Regions from separate parts of the Homo sapiens genome. Here regions 1 and 3 are each linked to region 2. The links are chromatin contacts, found by Hi-C or POLR2A ChIA-PET in ENCODE. All regions are on one chromosome and are shown on one strand. Each heading gives the region's core, a stretch centred on a gene start or an enhancer-like site at or near the end of the contact. The rest is flanking DNA. Distances are from core to core; before and after follow the strand shown.

Region 1 (4,263 bases), core at 393-2,892, 620 kb after region 2:
CTCCGCCGCTGGTTTCCCGCGGCTCAGGCGGTTCAGCCGGCCGCGCGTTGGATTCCAGCTTCCCGCAGCATAGCCTCGCCAAGCCGCGGCCAAGCGCGGGGCTGGAAGCTCCAGGCCACTGGGGCCGCACGGGTGGAGACAGGAGGAGAAAGGGGACAGGCGGCGAGCCGCACACATTTGCAGAAGTTGAGGCCCTGCCTGCTTCTGCGCGGCCGCGCAGAGGGCTCGAACCCTCGCTCGGGTAGCGCCGGGCCCGGCTGGACTGGGAGCGGCCGGGAGAGGGCGAGAGGGCAGCAAGAAATGGCCAGAGTTGCCTCTCACCCAGTGCCGAGAGGCTCGCGAGGGCAGGCGGGCAGATCGTGGCTGCCCTTCTCTGTCCTCTTCGGAGACAGACACCCGGACCTGCCAGGGACATCCAGTGTTGCCGTCCGCTTCCTACACACCGAACCATCTGCCCCCGCAGGGCAATCCAGGTCACTCACTACCTACTCTCCCCAGAGTCAAGGTGCGGCACGAGGAAGTGGGTTCTCCAACCTTCGGTGGGGTCTGGAGCCCGGCAGCGGGGCGCTCTGAAGGGTCCTGGCTCCTCGGTAGGATCGTGTCCCTGAGCCGCTCTCCGCCTCCCGCCCCCCTTTGCCCACTTGGGCCGCGGCGCGGGCACAGGAGCGCATTTGGAAGGACTCCGCGAATCCAGAGAAAAATAGAGACGTGGATGCTGCCCCAAAATGAGAGACCAGAGAAAGTCGAGGACATGCACCCACAAACATTTCCAAGCGCCGGTGGCCACGGTAATCTGCTGCGGGGCGGCTGGGAGATTTTCAAAGGCACCGCGGAAGCACCTCCGACCTCCAGGCCATCTCCCTCGGCCTCCTGGCCTCGCCGTGCGCGCAAATCCCCGACTCCTCCGAGCCGCAGAAGTCTCCACTGCAAAGCTGCTGATCCGCGCCCCCAAACCGGGCACATGCTCTCCCCCTCACAGCCCTCCAAACCGAGCCTCGAGCTCCGAAGACCTCTCAGCACTCTTCTCCCAACCACTCTCGGTCGCGCCTGCCCCGCGCAGCCCGGCCCTGGCCTCGGACCGGCCCCCTGATCGGCCCGGACGCCCGCTTACCTTTTCTTCTCCTTGTCAGCTGTCATTGTCGCTGTGGCCCTTTGAGACGTTCAGACGCCGAGCACCTGGGCTCCCTGGCGGGTGGGGGGCTGTGGCCCTCGTCCGCTCCCCGCGGCCCGGGCGGGTGGTGAAGGTCCGAGGTGCGCGCAGGTCCCGAGCGCCCCGCGCAGTCAGGTGGAAGGTGGCGCGCGGCGGGCTAGGTGCGGGGGCGGGGGTGGAGAAAGGTGACTGGGAGGAACCTGCGCGCGGAGGCGGGGTCCGGGGAAGGAGTGGGTGGAGGCTGTCAGACCCGAAAAGAGGACGGAGAGAAGGGAACCCAAGTTCCTTTTTCCCTGGAAAAGGAGTCACTTTTCTGAGTTTTCAAAGAAAAAAAAAAGTGGCTCGAATGCTGGGAGTCGGAAGGAGTCGGAGGCCGGGCTGAGCTGACCATACAGTCTCAGGACACTGCCGAGGATTGTACGGCCGCCTCAGGAGCGCTGGGGCGGAAGCGCAGCGGGCACCGGACCCGTGTGGCGGTCCGCTCGCGAGTGTAAAGCTCCCGCGGCCGGCAGCCCACTTTAAAAACTCCGTCGGCCGGCTTGGGGCGGGCACGGGGCGGGCGCGGAGGGCGGGGGGCGGGCACCGGCGCGGGTGTGTGGGCGGGCACGCGCCGGCAGGCCCCGCCCGCGCCGAGCTCCGGGCGGCTCACTGCGTCCCGGCCAATGGGGACGCGCGGCCGCAGCCTCTGCCCTGACCCTGGCCCGCCTCCTGCCCCCGCGCTGCGCCCCGCCTCCTGCCTCCGCACTTCGAGGACTTGTTTATGAGGTCGTCTGGGCGGCGGGTAGCGGGGTGGGACTCCGCGTCGGGGAGAGGCAGCCTGCGCAGGGCCGAGGGGCGGCCGGGAGCCGGGCTCCGGGATTGCTGCGGGGGACGGCAGTTGCGCCACAGCGTCGGTGTCCTCGTACCGGCGCCGTGCCCTTGGAACGAGGGCAGGACCGCGGGCAGCGCCGGGCCAGCGCGGAGCCCCTCCACGCTGCTGCGCTCCTGCGTCCCTGGCCCTCGGGCCAGGTGGGGATAATTTCTCGGCCCCCAGCGGCTGCGTTTCGGGCGTGGGCGATGCGCCCTTTTCGGTGGGACGCAGCTGACTTGACCGTCTGGGAGAAGCAGTGCAAGGAAATTGATCTAGGGCTGCGCCTACTCTTCCTTCCCTCTCCCAGCAGGGTGGTTGCTTACCGGCTTGTGCCAGGCGGTTTGGTTTTGGCGGGGATGCGGCAGAGGAGGCCCTTTGAGCCGCCCGAGGCCGGGGCGAGTTCAGAATTGGAGAAGTCAGTCTGGTTCCCCAGTGTGATCTTGGAGTGACAAGAGTTGGCCATGTGCCCTCAAGTCACTGCATCTCAGGCCTGCCCTCTCTGCCGCCAGGGTCGATGGAAGTCCTGGGAAACCCAAAGGCTACAGGTGTTGGAAATTTGTAGATTTAAGGGCTCACACAGGCAACGGTTAGCGCTCAGGGATTTTCCAGCGGCGCTTTTGACGCTGCCTTCCATCTCCGGGCCCAGTGCTCCCCTGCCCCGCGCTGAGCTGTCTCCCACTCGCTACCGGCGATGGGGAAGGGACATCTGGGGAGAGGACAGGGGACGCCCTTAGTTTTTGAAGGCTGTGGAAGGACCCATGAGTTTCACAGGTGTAACTTGAAGTTGGAAAGCGAGGGCCAAAGAACTGGTCTATATCTCTCCCTTTAGCCTCTTGCCACATTTTATACTAGAACGATCTACAGAAGCGATTTGAAGAGAAGGGTAGGTTTCAGCGCCATAATAAAAATGAACACGTGTTTTCCCCGTGTACACAGAAAGGGTTGGGGGAGATACTTTTCAGGAGCCTGGAGAAGGCGAAGTGGGGAGAGGGCAAAAACTGACGAAGAATTGGGAAATACTTTTTTTTTTTTTTTGAGACTGAGTCCCACTCTGTCGCCCAGGCTGGAGTGCTGTGGCCCCATCTCGACTCACTGCAACCTCCGCTTCCCGCGATTCTTGTGGCTCAGCCTCCGGAGTAACTGGAATTAAAGGCGCCCACCACCACCCTCAGCTAATTTTTGTATTTTTAGTAGAGACGGGAGTTTTACCATGTTGGCCAGGCTGGTCTCAAACTCCTGACCTCAAGTGATCTGCCCAACTTGGCCTCTCAAAGTATTGGGATTACAGGCGTGAGTCACTGTGCCCGGCCGGGAAGTAGACGTATTTTGTCATTTTCTCAGATCTCGGGGCACGGAGCACCTATACAGGTTGATAGTCAACGAATTCAAAGATTGCAAATCTCTCTCTAGCGAACTATTTCATGGGGCTGGTGGGTTTCAGGAACGGGGTGATTTGGTACTGGGCTTCTCCAGCCAGCCATTTCTAGTGGACACATTTATGTATTTTAATGAGTTCAAATTGGTAGATAGTTCTCCCTTAACCATAGGCTTATTTCCCTCACTTGGGACTAGAGTGCGGGAAAAGGGCACCTTGGTGGCTTCCAGGTGCCTACAGTAGTTCACCACAACAGCCTCTGAGTCCTGGACTGTGCTTGACAGATCGAGGCAACACCTCCAACCCATAGAGAACATAGCCTTTTAGATCTTGTTTTTAAAGAGGAAAGGCAAGGAGGGGTCACTCAAGACCACATCAACCTAAGAAGACATGGACACATGGGAGGAACAGCACAGACTGGGGCGTGTCAGAGGGTGAGGGGTGGGAGGAGGGAGAGCATCAGGAACAATAGCTAACGGATGCTGGGCTTAATACCTAGGTGATGGGATGATCTGTGCAGTGGACCACCATGGTACACATTTACCTATGTAACAAACCTGCACATCCTGCACATGTACCCCTGAGCTTAAATGTTAGAAATTCCATCAACCATGTTATATAGCTCCTTCCTCTTGGCCAGACTGCACCCTATAAGTGAAGGATCCCCAGGCTAACACAAACAGCTGGCATTGAGTCTGGGATTTTTTTTTTTTCTTTAGACAATCTCACTCTGTTGCGCAGGTTGGAGCGGAGTGGCACGATCTTGGCGCACTGCAACCTCCACGTCCCGGGTTCAAGCTATTCCCCTGCCTCAGCCTCCCAAGTAGCTAGGACTACAGATGTGCACCACCATGCCCGGCTAATTTTTGTATTTTTAGTAGAGATGGA
Region 2 (4,236 bases), core at 735-3,234:
AGGGCAAGTAAAATAAAAACAAGAGATCAAAGAGACCACTAGATTTGCATGGAGATTGCAGTTTCAGTGGTATGGTGGGGGAGAAAATACAGCAAGTTTATATGTTGATGGGAATTATCTGGTAGAGAGGGAGTGACTGTAGATTCAAGAGAGACATAACACAGGATAACATCCATAGGAAAAAAATGAAAGCACTGGCTAGAATGAGGACACTTTATCCATCTACCAGACACCAGCTTCTTGACACTTCATTTGTCTTATTTGTATCTCTAGTAGCTCCTAGTAGAGCGCCTAGTACATAGAAGATATTCAAGAAATGTTATTGAATGAATAAATGAACAAAGGGAGGGGTGGATGAATGGATGAAGAGATGGATGAATGGCAGATGCAGGGTAGAAGGAGGAACTAGATCAAACTAATCCAAAGTTCAGAGTAAGGAAAGAAGAATGGGTCTTGAATTAATAGGGTTTCCTCAAAACTTAGGGATTCTTTGTCCCGGCGCGGTGGCTCACCCCTGTAATCCCAGCACTTTGGGAGGCGGAGGTGGTGGGAGGATTGCTTGAACCCAGGAGTTCGAGACGAGCTGGGCACCATGGAGACTCTTTTCTTTAAAAAAAGAAAAAAAAATTAGGGATTATGGGATTTTTCTCTGGGATGGGGTGGCAGATTTCAATCTCAGATGAAGGTGGGAAAAGGAATGAGACCGTCAATGGCAGTGGCGTTAGGCAACTTTCAAGGCATCTAACTACTTAGCCACTTTCTTTGTCTTTCCTGTCCGGACCCAGGCTCATTTGAAAAACGATTATGTACCTTTATGGACAGAAATGGGAGAAGGGCTTTAAAAAAAACGACCGTCCTGCCGGGAGTGGTGGCTCACGCCTGTAATCCCAGCACTTTGGGAGGCTGAGGCGGGAGGATCAAGAGGTCAGCAGTTAGAGACCAGCCTGGCCAACACGGTGAAACCCCGTCTCTACTAAAAATACAAAAATTAGCCGGGCAAGGTGGCACGCGCCTGTAATCCCAGCTACTCGGGAGGCTGAGGTAGGAGAAGAGCTTGAACCTGGGAGGCGGAGGTTGCAGTGAGCCGAGATCCCACCACTGCACTCCAGCCTGGGACAGAGCGAGACTCCGTCTCAAAACAAAACAAAACAAAACAAAAAAACAAAACGACCGTCCTACACTCATTTATCCATCAGGTCAATGGATACTTACTGAATGTTAATCTTGTATAGGAGCACAGGTGTAAGGGCAGGATTATACAGGGATGAATTCGATACAGGGATGATGTATTCGTTTCCCTATTTGTTCATGAGTCTGTTTTTAAGTAATCTGTCCTCTCTTGAATGTCAAAAGCTGCTGATTTCACGAACGGTACATGGAAGATGGTATTTGAACTGGGTCGCATAGTCTTGCTGGGACTCCCGTGGAAGCGAACGGGGACAGCGGCTGCCGCAGCTTGTGCAGTGGAGCTGGCAGACGCTGGAAGCAGGCCAATCTTGAAACGTAGGGTCCAAGGCCGGCTCCAGCGTGTTGTGGTCGTTTCATCAAGAAGGAATTAGCATTCCTATTATCTTTCTTCCCAACTTGCAGCAGGACGAACCAAGAGACCTGAACCAAGAGCCCTGTATAGGAGGGGGTGAGCGGAGTTGGGAGCCAGCTTTGGGGTCCGCCCCATCCGGATCCGCCATCCTACGTCGCCCGTGGAACTACGTTCCTGAGGGCTTCCGGCGTTGCCTAGCAACTGCCGGGCCCCTAGGGCGTCCAGCGGCCCAACTGGAGTGGAGCCGAGTGTCGCCCTTGGGAAAGCAGGTAGAAGAACTGCGTCAGTCCCGCCAGTGCTGGGCCCGGGCCGATTACACGTGGACTCACGCGAGCCGTCCTCACAGCCCGCCGCCGCCAGCGGGAGGGGCCCGGCGGCGCCAATGGGCGGGCGGCAGGGAGCGCGCGTGCGCAGGGCAGGTCGGGGGGGGGGGGGGGGCGGGGCGAAGCCGAGGAAGAGCGTTTTGGGGACGGGGGCTGGTGAGGCTCACGTTGGAGGGCTTCGCGTCTGCTTCGGAGACCGTAAGGGTGAGTGAACTAGCGCACTCTCCGCAGCGGGCGGGATCCCGGCGCCTCTCCTGTGGGCTGGAGGCTTGGGCTCAAGATGAGAGGCAGGAGTAGTCTGGGGGCGCGGGCTGGGCCCCCAGGCCGTCTCGGGACGCTTAACCGGCTAGGAGCACGGCCTGTCTCCCGGGGCGGAAGCCTGTGCCCCACCGGGGGCTCTGGAGCCAGACGGGGCCGACTGGGCAGATCTCCGCCCCCTTCCCTGGTCCCTAGGGGCCCGAGGATCGGCCTGTGGGACCAGCTGTGTCGGGTGGACACTGCTCCTGGCCCGGCCCAAAAGCAGCGGGCCGGAAGCCTTACTCTCCCTCTGCTCCTTGTTCCCTCTCTCGGGGAGACCACAGGTCCTGTCGGGCCCGGCGGGGGAAGCTGATCTCCTGTTGTATTCCCTCTCTGGGCATGGCCATCCACCCGGGTGCCCAAGCCAGAATTGGGCATCATTCTCACTTGCTTCACTCCTTTACCCACCCACATCGAATCCCTTGCAAAGTTGTCTTGGATACGTTCATTCTCCAGTCCCATCCCCCTGCCCTACCTAGTTCAGGCCACCTTTTCTTCTCTGGACTACCTCGGTGTCTTCCTGATGATCCCTGCATCTCTTCTTCATCCTCTGTAGTTTGTTCTATACAGAGAGGCTACAGCCATGGTCTTAAAACAGAAATCTGATCATGTGACCAGAAGCGTCCCCCCATTCCCTTATCACCCTTTGGTGGATTCTCATTGCTCTTCCAAGCTCTTGAACGGGGCTTGCAAAGCCCTTCATGACCTGTCTTCCTTTAACTTTAGATTCATTTGTCTCGACTGTACTGTGTCTTCAACCATACTGAATCTTTTTTGGTTCTTAGATCAGAACAAGTTCCTTCTGGGCTTACATGTTCCTTCAGTATGTTCGCTATGTCTGAGGCACTGTCCTTTGGTTGAAATAATCCTTCTTATCCTTTATGTGTTATTTCAGGTGTCAGTTGGGGATTTCGTGGTACCCCATGGGTGTCTGCCTGCCGGTCTCTCTTTTCTACCAGGTTGTAATCTGTGTGAGAGGAGTTTGTCGAGGTCATAGTACTATCTTCAGTACCTTGTGCTGTTAGTACGGTCATTAAATGTATAAATGCAGCATGGGTGCTCCTTGGGCTCCCTAGATGAACAAATAGATCAAGTTATTAATATTAAATGCCTGCTTTTTCAGAACCAATTCTCAACCCTCAGTCCGTGTAGAGGTTTCTTTAGCTTAGGAAGTTGGTTATTTTCTTGCCTTCATTCCAGGACCATGACAGGGGTAAGTGACAAAGTACTGGTCAGTTTTTCTTTGGCATTGGCTGTGGGTACAGGATGTCTGGATGTTGGTGAGTTTGGCTGCTTTGGGTTTGAATTCTTAACCAAGGGCCCCTTGAGGGAGAAGCTGCTACTAGCTGCTGGCAGGAAGGCTGGCCCCAAACTTAGTGCTGATAGGACTGATGACACACCAGGAAGAAAGGGTTGGGCCAGGTCAAACCACTGGAAGCCTCCAAAGGAAGTTCCAGCTTAGGCTAGATCCGCTGTGGGATAGGGAACAATACACCTAGGTGCCAAGACTCACTTCCCTGATTCAGCGATGAGCCAGGTCAGCTCAGCAGAGATCAGTAAGGTAAATGAGAGCCAGAGGAGAGAGGGTCCTGACTCTCAGAGAGGGAGGAAAAGAGAAAAATGGAAAAGGAGAACAACCTGTGATCGTATGTTCAGGTCAAATGAGTGTGAGAGGCTACAGACTGAGGTCGGATGAGAGAGCAATTGGTCTTGGCTGGAAGAATCCTGAGGTGACATTTGAACCTGTCCTGGAAGGAAGTTGGAGATGGACAGATGGAACCAGTAGGAGCGGAGGCTGTGGTACAGGAAGAGGCTGGCAGAGCAGGAGGGGAGCACTGTGACAGCCAAGGCACTGGGAGGCGCACTGCTCCTGATGGTCCAGCACTGCCCTCCCAGGACTGAGGCTGCGCCTTGTGAGGGCTGTCTCAAGGTATGGGTTGTGCCCTGAAGTCCCTTTGCAGAAATTTCTCCTCCGTTGGGTTTTTCTTCAGCCTGGCCTTTATAATTTCCTAAAGAAGGCCAGTGAGCTGGGGCTTATCTTCAGGCTGTTAGCCCATGGCCTTGAGCTAAGTAGTT
Region 3 (4,185 bases), core at 1,110-3,609, 610 kb before region 2:
TGTCCTATGCAATATTTGGGACATACTTATACTTAAAAAATGATTTCTTGTTTACCCAAGTCATATTTAACTGGGTGTTCTGTATTTTACCTGGCAACCCTAATGAGCCATGGGCCATGCCCAGTATTTCTGAGTCTTTTTCCATCCCTGCCCACTGAGTCCACGCCTCAGCCTTCCCATGGTTTCTCTGTAGTCATGAAAATGCTCTGCACTGATTGACTTAGGTCTACCCATTCTTGAGCCAGTCATGGTAAGGAACTGGATTATCCTGATTGGCCTAGACTAATAGAGCCCATTCCTGGAGTTCAGTCTGTTCTCCAAGTAGCCTGGCTGCTACTCAATATAGTACAGGCTGGGAGAATGATTGGTAAGGAGAGAGCTGCAGTGCCCACCACAAAAATTTTAGGTCAATGGAAATTTAAATCAAAATATTTGTAGTTGGACAGATTCCAACCAATAGGGTCATCTGGAATACCTTATTAACATTATTTCTTAAAGGAATGGCATTCTTAAAGGAATATTCCATTTACATCAGATTTATCTGGAGACATTTGTTAAAATGAAATTCCTGGGCCCATTTTCTGACCCACTAAATAAACCTCTGAGCGGGACCTGCCATGGAATCTGCATTTTAATCATGTGTCCCAGTTGCTTGGAACAGCCCTGGTTTATACATGCTGTCCTGGGGTAATTACTAGTAGAGCCACTTTCACTCTCAGAAGTATCCCAGATTGGACTGTACAGTACGTTTTATTTCCCTCTCTCACAGTTGACAGTGCAGAGCCCAGCAGGAAAAGTCTCCAGCGGGTAATGAGTCAAGACTTCCCATCTGTCTGGCAAGTGGAAAGGGCATGGGCTTCAGGGCCAGCTCAGCCACGTACAAACTAACTTCAGTGAATGCTTCCCCTCCCTCAGCCCATTTCCTTGCCTGCATTTTTGGGCGTAATAGTGCCTCCCTCACAGGGTGGCTGGGGGCCTGGATGGGAGGAGTGTGTCAAGGGCCCAACCGAGGCTGCCGCCCAGGGCTGCACGATACAGATCAGTGCTGGCCTCTCCATCTCACTTCCATGCTCTCTGAGCTGAACTCCGAAGGCCCCATCACCAGGGCCCCATTTGCGAAGGCGGCACCAGACAGGCTGTGGGAACGAGCTTCACAGCTTTTGTCAAAGTGGCATAATAAAGCCCCCAAGTGTCTGCTCTTTGCAAACTGGGATGGCAGATCAATTGTGGCATAAACAAAATAGCAGGCTTGGTGCGAACCCAGGGACAGATCACGCCTCTGCAGGGTGTGATTGAGGGGGAGGAGGAGATTCTCAGGGTGGCTGGGTTTGCCTTTTCTCTGGCTGAAGCTTTGAGGCCCCTCTCCAGAGCAGCTTGGCTCCCCACAAATTGCAAGAGCTTGGGAGACTGCTTCTCTACTCTGGGAGGCAACTGGCTAGGCAGTGGCACAAGCATAGGCCCCAGTGCCCTCAGCAGGAAGCCTGTCCCAGGGTCTCAGCACCCCCCCAGAGCTCTGAACCTACTGACCTTGATGCGGAAGAAGGATGGACCATCCTCCACCCCCACCTTGTCTCCCAGGATGAGCTGAGTGTGCTCTGTAGGAAAGCGAAGGGCAGTAAAGCAGGCACAGAGAGACCTCAGGAACAGGACAGTAAGGACGCTTTCACTGGTTGCCCTGTGCGCTGTCGGAGACCCTTCTGCCTCACCTGTCCCTTCATTCTGGGCAGATGGTGTTACACAGCTAGTCTAGTATTTAGCATCATTTGGGGCCTGCAGCACTCCCTAGCTAAGTTGTTATGCTGAATGCAAGCTGAACCAGGGCCGTAAGAAGACCCCAGGACAAGTTCTGGCCCAGACTATATGCGCCCTGTCCCAGAGGTGAGCCTGCTGGCAGCAAAGGGGGTAGGATCTGTACAAAACTGCTAAGAAACCCAGTGAGGGGCCTCTAGGAAGGCAGCCTAGAGACTGAGGACAGGAACTGCATCTGTCTGGTTTTCCACCATATTTCTGAGCCTTGCATGATACTGCCAACCTGATGCTGTCCACAGTAAATGTTTGCTGAAGGAATGAATAGGTGGATGTTGGTCTTACCAGCTTCATGTCTGGTGTTGGTTGCCTTGCTGAGGCCCTCGGATAAAGCCACACCCTTGTGAGGAGGGAGCATGAGGCCGGTCACATTCTAGGTTTGGTCATCCAGGAAAAAGGCAGATCCTCAACTGGAAACCCAAACTCCAATAGATGGCCTTGGGCAGAAGCCAGGAGTCCAGACATGGAAGAGTTTGGAGGAGTCAGAAGAGGCCCCCAGAGAGTGGAGGAGATGGCCTTGGCCTCACAAGAGTAGGTCAGGCAGGGCAGGCCTGTGGGGGGCCTCAAGAGGCCAATGAGTACCCCAGCTGTGGTCAGCCAGGCAGACTGTCACCCAGAAGCAGCAGTCTCCTCTGCACCTCATTCCTCGCGCTGTCCTCAAGCCCTGGGTCAAGTCTTATGTAAATAGCCCAGCTTGTCTGAGCTGTGCCACGGGGAGGTTATGAGTCTACCTTGGCAGACTCTTTAGGGGATAGGCCATGGCCCCTCTCCCCTGTGAAGGGGACAGCAATGATCAGTAGAAAGGAGGCCAGAGAGGACAGAGGACTCTTAAGGATGGGAGTCACAACTCTGAGCAGCAGCCACTCTCCCACGAAGATGCTCCCCTGGCTGTGGTCCTGGAGGACTGCAATTTGGTTTCTTAAGAAAAATGGAGCTTCCTTGGTGCCCTCAGAATACAGTCTAATGTGGTGGAAAGAGCATGAACTTTAGATGCTAGCACACCTGGGTTTCAGTCTCGGCTCCACCATTTCCAAGCTGTGGGGACTTCGCAACTGCTTTTCACCCTTTAACCTGCAGTTTCTGCATCTGTTGAATGGAGCTGTTCTCCCCCATAGGTTGTCATGATGACATGCGATGATGCAGGCAGGGCCAGCATTGTTAGGTGGTGGCTTTCACCACAATGAAGAGAAAATCCAGGTGGAACCAGTTTATTAAATGGGCCGACACTGGAAATGGCTTTGTCTCATCTATTGTCTTTAAGAACTCCCTTTTAGATTCCTTAACATCTTGGGTAAATGCTAGAGTTATCCAAATAGTTTTTATGTCTTTTTGTGTTTTGGGGTTTTTGTTTGTTTTTGAGACGGAGTTTCGCTCTGTCGCCCAGGCTGGAAGGCAGTGGCGCGATCTTGGCTCACTGCAACCTCTGCCTCCCGGATTCAAGCGATTCTCCTGGCTTAGCCTCCCAAGTAGCTGGGATTACAAGTGCACTCCACTATGCCCGGCTAATTTTTGTATTTTTAGTATAAACGGAGTTTCGCCAAGTTGCCCAGGCTGGTCTTGAACTCCTGGCCTCAAGTGATGCACCCACCTTGGCCTCCCAAAGTGCTGGGGATTACAGGCGTGAGCCACCAGGCTCAGCCAGTTTCTTTGTTTCTTTTCTTTCTTTCTCTTTTTTTTTTTTTTTCTGAGGGAGTCTCACTCTGTTGCCCAGGCTGGAGTGCAGTGGCGCAATCTCGGCTCACTGCAAGCTCCGCCTCCTGGGTTCACGGCATTCTCCTGCCTCAGCCTCCCGAGTAGCTGGGACTACAGGCACCCGCCGCCACACCTGGCTAATTTTTTTTTTTTTTTTGTATTTTTAGGAGAGACGGGGTTTTTGCATATTGGTCAGGCTGGTCTTGAACTCCTGACCTCAAGTGACCTGCCCACCTTGGCCTCCCAAAGTGCTGGGATTACAGGCATGAGCCATCACGCCCGGCCTCTTTTGTTGTTGTTGTTGTTGTTAATTAAGTACCAGTTTTAAGATTGAGACTCGTTCTCAGTTGTTTAATCAAATCTTCAAATTCACTTCTAATCAGAGCTTATTTAGCCTCCCCCTCTAGCTCTGGGCTGACACATGGCTCAGGGGACCCGCAGTGGATGGGGCATGGGGGTGATCTTACATCACTGGAGCCACTATCATTCCTTCTTAACTTTTGCTGGTGGGGCTGCAAGGCTCCCTGTTAGAACAGGCATATGTGCTTTCACGGCATCTATTTATGGGTCCTTGGGAGCCCTGCACAGGGACCACTCCCTGCCCCATTCCCTGAGTGGGCACTGCCCTCTCCATCCCTCCTCCTGTGACTCCCTCTCATGCTGTCCCCAGCCCTCTGCCCCTCAGCC

Evidence for each region. A loop is a pair of places that touch in the nucleus more often than their neighbours do. ChIA-PET counts read pairs that join two places held with the same protein, here RNA polymerase II (POLR2A). Pooled maps may share reads with other maps.
Region 1: a loop to region 2 is called in a map of gastrocnemius medialis, with 8 times the contacts of the local background. The contact joins the promoter of EPAS1 here to the promoter of MCFD2 in region 2. A Hi-C loop is called at or near these places in 1 of 168 maps with a recorded cell type or tissue (gastrocnemius medialis) and 6 of 50 pooled maps. POLR2A ChIA-PET finds 5 or more read pairs at or near these places in 1 of 52 experiments (activated T-cell).
Region 3: a map of naive thymus-derived CD4-positive, alpha-beta T cell shows a loop between it and region 2 (4-fold over the local background). The contact joins the promoter of MSH2-OT1 here to the promoter of MCFD2 in region 2. A Hi-C loop is called at or near these places in 2 of 168 maps with a recorded cell type or tissue (CD8-positive, alpha-beta T cell and naive thymus-derived CD4-positive, alpha-beta T cell) and 6 of 50 pooled maps.

The regions. Positions count from the first base shown.
Region 1 is chr2:46,294,786-46,299,048 of GRCh38, reverse strand. EPAS1 (endothelial PAS domain protein 1) reads right to left here and starts at 1,642. Exons shown (of 16, transcript NM_001430.5): 1 at 1,112-1,642. The coding sequence starts at 1,137. RefSeq lists silencers at 1,049-1,378, 1,609-2,188.
Region 2 is chr2:46,913,554-46,917,789 of GRCh38, reverse strand. It overlaps MCFD2 (multiple coagulation factor deficiency 2, ER cargo receptor complex subunit), which reads left to right and starts at 1,984. Exons shown (of 4, transcript NM_139279.6): 1 at 1,984-2,067. It also overlaps a transcript of TTC7A not described here. RefSeq lists an enhancer at 940-1,914 and a silencer at 1,918-1,997.
Region 3 is chr2:47,525,711-47,529,895 of GRCh38, reverse strand. MSH2-OT1 (MSH2 overlapping transcript 1) reads right to left here and starts at 2,359. Exons shown (of 3, transcript NR_120602.1): 1 at 2,092-2,359; 2 at 1,528-1,595; 3 at 732-829. The region is part of intron 1 of KCNK12 (potassium two pore domain channel subfamily K member 12); the gene reads left to right. It also overlaps a transcript of MSH2 not described here.